Regions from separate parts of the Homo sapiens genome. Here region 1 is linked to region 2. Evidence: chromatin contacts called from ENCODE Hi-C or POLR2A ChIA-PET data. All regions are on one chromosome and are shown on one strand. Each heading gives the region's core, a stretch centred on a gene start or an enhancer-like site at or near the end of the contact. The rest is flanking DNA. Distances are from core to core; before and after follow the strand shown.

The links. Hi-C counts contacts between places; a loop is a spot of excess contacts on that map. ChIA-PET counts read pairs that join two places held with the same protein, here RNA polymerase II (POLR2A). Pooled maps may share reads with other maps.
Region 1: a map of posterior vena cava shows a loop between it and region 2 (2.5-fold over the local background). The contact joins two enhancer-like sites. A Hi-C loop is called at or near these places in 7 of 168 maps with a recorded cell type or tissue (Caco-2, IMR-90, PC-9 and 3 more) and 3 of 50 pooled maps. POLR2A ChIA-PET finds 5 or more read pairs at or near these places in 4 of 52 experiments (AG04450, BJ, MCF 10A and 1 more).

What each region holds. Positions count from the first base shown.
Region 1 is chr3:86,976,797-86,979,532 of GRCh38, forward strand. It overlaps VGLL3 (vestigial like family member 3), which reads right to left. Exons shown (of 4, transcript NM_016206.4): 2 at 1,730-2,006. Among named protein-coding and RNA genes, the nearest start is that of VGLL3, 13 kb to the right of the region's middle. Within about 2 kb of position 1,320, at least 5 of the 41 ENCODE cell types and tissues checked have a DNase peak (open chromatin) inside an H3K27ac peak, as active enhancers do; they include mammary epithelial cell, where a contact is called at or near this core.
Region 2 is chr3:86,935,958-86,938,815 of GRCh38, forward strand. It overlaps VGLL3 (vestigial like family member 3), which reads right to left. Exons shown (of 4, transcript NM_016206.4): 4 at 2,016-2,858. Among named protein-coding and RNA genes, the nearest start is that of VGLL3, 54 kb to the right of the region's middle. Within about 2 kb of position 1,399, at least 7 of the 41 ENCODE cell types and tissues checked have a DNase peak (open chromatin) inside an H3K27ac peak, as active enhancers do; they include mammary epithelial cell, where a contact is called at or near this core.

The sequences.
Region 1 (2,736 bases), core at 70-2,569, 41 kb after region 2:
GATAGCAAGGTTGCATATGCCCATGTGCTAAAAGAAGTAGACATTATATTTATTACTCTCCTGGCACTGATTATCTTAATAGGATTCATTATTGATATATCAAATTATTTATTAAAGCCATCTAACTCACTAATGTTTTCCTATTTTCTTCCTCTACAAATTATTAAAATTATTCATCACGTCCTGTTAAATAGGACATTAGTCTATTACATAAGCATCATAGGCTTCCAAGGACTAAGTCTCAGTTCTCATAGTAAGCCCATATTATTTACTAATCAAATAACTAGTATGTTTTTCAGTTCATTTCCATCAAGGCCTTGGATATTTTATTTGTATTCCACCTTCCCCTTTATAGTCACTGTTTAGTGTTGTTTATATTTACTAAAAAGAAAAGTAAAGAAGCAAAGAAAAAAAAGAAGGAGAGGAGAGGAGAAGAGGCAAACAGGGAGGGAAGGAAGGAGAGAGGGTAAGAAGGGAGGGAGGGAGAGAAGAAAAGAAAGGTCAAGTAGGTAAGAAAAGATCAGGCCCAGCAATTCCATGTGGCCAGGACTTCTACAGTAGAGCAGAACCATTCCTGTGCTGCCCAGAAGGTACCACTAGTCACTGCTCACTGCTCACCTGGCCCTGCCCACAGGTAGCCAGCTTTTCCTCATGATAGGAATTACCCAGAGCCCTTGTTAAAGTGTGATTCCCACACCTTCCTATGAAGATTCTAGTTCAATAGATTCGAGATAAGGGGGTCCTGCAAACTGTCCTTAACAGGACTAGATCAATGATTATCAAACTCTGCACTGGAGTCACTGGGAGGGCTGGTTAAAACACAGATTGCCCCACCCCAGAGCTTCTGATTCTGCAGGTCTGGGGTGGAGCCCAAGAATTCGCACTTCTAACAAGCTCCCATGTGGCACTGATGTTCCTGGTCAGGAAAATCACACCTCGAGAACCATTTTACTAGATCATTCCTATAACCAGGTGAATTTGGAAGAAATCACCACTGTAGCAAATTTCTCTGAAGCTGTCATTGGAATGACGTATTATGTTTTTATCTAACCCTGTAATTACCCTGATTTAGATGTCACCAATAATTTTCTATGAGTCAGAAATCAGTTTCAAACACATCTCTGTGAGCTCGATACAGAGAGAAATAAAGGAGTCCAATGTGCTGCTCTTTCTTTATCAAGGTAAAAACACTAGTTTAAGCCATGTGGATGCTGCCAAAATGCCTAGAGTGTATACTATAAAGAGTTAATACAATAACAAATCAGGATAAAGAAGCCTATTCAAAGAACACAGACAGCTTTCAATGTCTGTATTCCTGGGTCAGACTCAGGTCTCTGGTATGTCACCACATAGCACCTATTGGAATGAGCAAGAGCTAATTTTTTAAAAGCTGATTTAGACACGCCTATTATTTAGAGATCCAAATTGGGCCACTGGGGCTTTAGGAATGGTACTTCGCAGCTCAGTGCAGCCACTATAAACTCAAGCCGGTTGTATCACTACTTTCCATGAGGAATTTAAGGGGTGTGACTGCATCCTTTCCAACCCTACATTCCACATGTGACAAAACCGATCCAGCTGTTTGTCTGAAAGAAATTCCTCACTGTCCTTAAATATTAAAAAGCAAGTGGATATCCATCCTCAGGGGCAAGTCTCCAGCTGGAACCTGGTACAGGCAGTTGCGAAACAAAGACAGTGCCCTGGAGAACATCTGCTTTTGAATTCTTACCTCGCCATAGGGGGGTTAGCCCCATCTTGCTTTTTGAAATGGCAGATTCTGGATGGAGGGTGATGGCTTGGCCCAAAGCTCTTGAGAAGTGTTCATCCACTACTGACCCAATGTCTCCCTGGAAATAAGTGAAAAGGACACAGCGAGAGTTAAGGTACTCCATCTCGGCAGGCTGGTCTTTCTCCTCCTCCTCCTCCTCCTCATCCTCCTCCTCTTGTTTGCTGGGAAGGGTGACTTCCAGAGAGTCCTGCATCTTGCTGAATACCGCTAACTTCTTCTGGGATGGAATAAACAAAACACAGTATCAAAGACAGTTTGTAGAAAAGCATTCACTAGTTAAGTTTTCACTTTTTTAAAAAAAGAATCTAAATATTAACATATGTTTGCAAACTGATTCTTCTTCATCTGTTTTACTCCATCTTTTTCCTCCCCAAACCAGTTGCCTCCTTCCCACACTAAAAAAAATACAACAAAAACTCTGTGATTCTACATTTGGCAAACGAACATAAAAGCCCATTATCAAATAGTATATTTTCAATACAAGATTTTGTTTTTGCTTTTGTTTTTGTTTTGCTTTTTGTTTTTTCATCTAGCTAGGCCAACAGGAGAATTACTTTTTTAAAAAGTTTTTCTTCCCAGTTTTGGTTTATTTTTAAAAATGCAATGTACAGCAGTGTTATGGTTTAGGACAGAGAGGAATGACTGTCTGGGGGTGGAGTGGAGAAGAAAAGAACTTTTCATAAATAAAATAAACTAAAATAAAAACAGGAATGTAGCATCTTATAAAAGGATTTGGCAGATGTGCTGAACTCATGTCTTCAAAAATCAAACTAAAATGGCAAAATAAGTCTGTGTGAAGATGCATTTTGCATGGAACATATTTTTTAGATGTTCCGTTTACCACCATTATCATGAGGGGAAAAGATTTCATTATGGCTTAGTGAAAATATTACAAAATACTAGTAGTGGGTTAATCTTTCAATTAAAAATGAGAAAGATTTGTTAAT
Region 2 (2,858 bases), core at 149-2,648:
TTTAATGAACTTACAGTTCCACATGATTGGGGAGGCCTCACAATCATGGTGGAAGGCAAGGAAGAGCAAGTTACATATTACATGGATGGCAGCATACAAAGAGATAGCTTGTGCAAGGAAACTCCCCTTTGTAAAACTATCAGATCTTGTGAGACTCATTCACTATCACAAGAACAGCACTGGGTCCCTTCCACAATTCTTGGTAATTATAGGAGCTACAAGATGAAATTTGAGTGGGTGCTCAGGGCCAAATTATATCAGTGCCCTTCAGAATGAACTTAACTGATGATTTCCTCAATTACTGAAAAGTTAGATTAATTAAAGAGCAACAACAATATTTACTTAGTGATAAGTAAATTAAATACTTAATTCTAGTAACAACTCTGTGAAGTAGTTTCCTTTAATATCTTCATTTGATGGCTGGGCTCAGTGGCTCACGCTTGTAGTCCCAGCACTTTGGGAGGCTAAGGCAGGCAGATCACAAGGTCAGGAGTTCGAGACGAGTCTGGCCAGTGAAACCCAGTCTCTACTAGAAATACAAAAATTAGCTGGGCATGGTGGCAGGCACCTGTAATCCCAGCTACTTGGGAGGCTGAGGCAGGAGAATCCCTTGAATTCAGGAGGCAGAAGTTGCGGTGAGCCGAGATCCAGCCACTGCACTCTAGCCTGGGTGACAGAGCTAGACTCCCGCTCAAAAAAAAAAAAAAAAAAAAAATCTTCATTTTACATACAGATGACCACACTGTGACTTAAAGAGGTGAAGAAAATTATCCAAAATATACAGCTTCTAAGTAGCATTGCTGAAACTCAACCCCCATTTTTATATTGCTAACAGCTTCTCAAATAATGCTATCTGCATATTGCTATTTGTGAGAATCACTTGAGGTGAATTCATGTAATACTCATGATAGATCAATGACTTTCATTAAATATTGGTTCCTATTTCTTTGTATTTATATAGCACTTTATTTTTCCCAAATCAGTTTAGATTTATTTCACTTGATCTTCCTTGGACAGATAAACAGAAATATAAGATTAAATAATATCAACAAATCACCAGTGGAAATGGTCCTAGGATGTGGGCCTTCTCTCTTCATATTTGGTACCTTCTTTCCTTCAAACCTTCAATTCTTCAAGATACCATAAGAAGAAACTTTGAATTTTAACTTTTCTTGTGTCCTCCCTCCATTTTCGGGCTCTGAGGAAAGGCATATGAAAATAGGGCATATGCTTATTTTCATAAAAGGATGAGTGCCTTGATGTTACAGAACCTGATAGCACACACTTAAAATGATTATTTTGCCATCTTTGGAATCATCATGGCTGGAGGGCCACTCACAACAGGACTTTTCCTCTTCTTGCAATGATAAGCCTTAATGGAATCTGGCCTGCAGAGTGTCTGGGCTGTGTGTGAGCCTGATGTCAGATCAAGTCCAAGCAAGTTCCCCGAAGCTCAGGCTTTACAACATCGTGTAACTCAGAAACATTCCATCAAGCCACCACCCACCTTTTCCAGTGGGAATCTACTAAAATGATTTTCTTGGAAGCAGTGTGGAAGTAGGGGGAAGGGTGTTAAATTTGTGCTTTTGGAGTGGATTGTAGATGGGTGAGTGGGTGGAGAAAAGAGCGGGGGGGGGGGCGGGAATTAAAAGCAAAGATGGAAAAAATAACCACACTGCCACCAAAATATTCTGCTCAAGGATGAGGGAGTTCACCCTACAGCTGTTAGCGCTGTTCAGCATATTTTGCATATTTATATATACCAAGTATTTCCAAACAGCCTTGTGTTTGTTTTAAAATCCCACACGGAGATGTCTGGTAAAGCTGTCACTGCAGAAACTTCATGGTGAAGTTTGTAAGACTACTTTCAAAATTCTTTATATGCATCATAAACTGAGCAGAAGAGCTATTGTCATTAACCACATTATAGAGAAATCTAAACTAATCTGCCTACCCATCAGACAACACTCAGAACAAAGCACCCATGTTCTAAGACAAAGAAAGAACCTCGTTGATTGAAGCCAATTTTTTTTATTGTTGGTGTAATTTGTTTAACACAAAATGGCACATAGCATGATATCATGTCACCCATTGATCCTTGATTAGTCCTGAAGTTATCAAAGTATGATTTTTCTTTATTTCTGTTGACTCTAATCTTTGACTTAACGATATTTTCCCAGACTTACTGAGTTATAATTGACACATAAAAGTTATATATATTTAAGGTATACGATATGATGATTTGATATAGGTAAACATTGTGTAATCATTATCACAATCAAATTAATTAATACAACCATAACTAGAAGTATTTTTTGTAAGAAAAATGATAACACTGGACAGATTTTTCATGTAGCCATTTTCTTTTGGAAACATAAAATACCACAAAACCATACATAGCTCATTTGAAAAAGATTCTTAAGCTTTCAACAGAAGGAATAGGGGAGTTTAAAGCTATATTTTCCTTTTAGCAAGATCCACAAGAAAGGATAGAGTGTCATGCTTAAAGGGGAACAGATTTTGTATTTTTTGGCAAGATATTAAATCCTCTGTTGCTATATTTGGCTCTCTGCAAATAGTCTCTTGTACAAGTGCAAAGCAAAGATCAATGCTGATGTTCTTCATTCAGTCACAGCCAAACTTGGTATGGAAAGTAAAACAGTTGTGCTTGAGTGTTGTTTCGAACAAAGTCTTGCAGCTCATTTATTGATCAGCAGCATTCCAGAGTATGGATACCTTCTTTACACATTAAATCTATCAAAACATGTTTGCTTTTCCATAACAGTTTTCCACTGCTTAACTGATAGCAGATGGAGTGATTCAATCTGGACAAAAGTGTTAAAGCTTTACCACGTCAA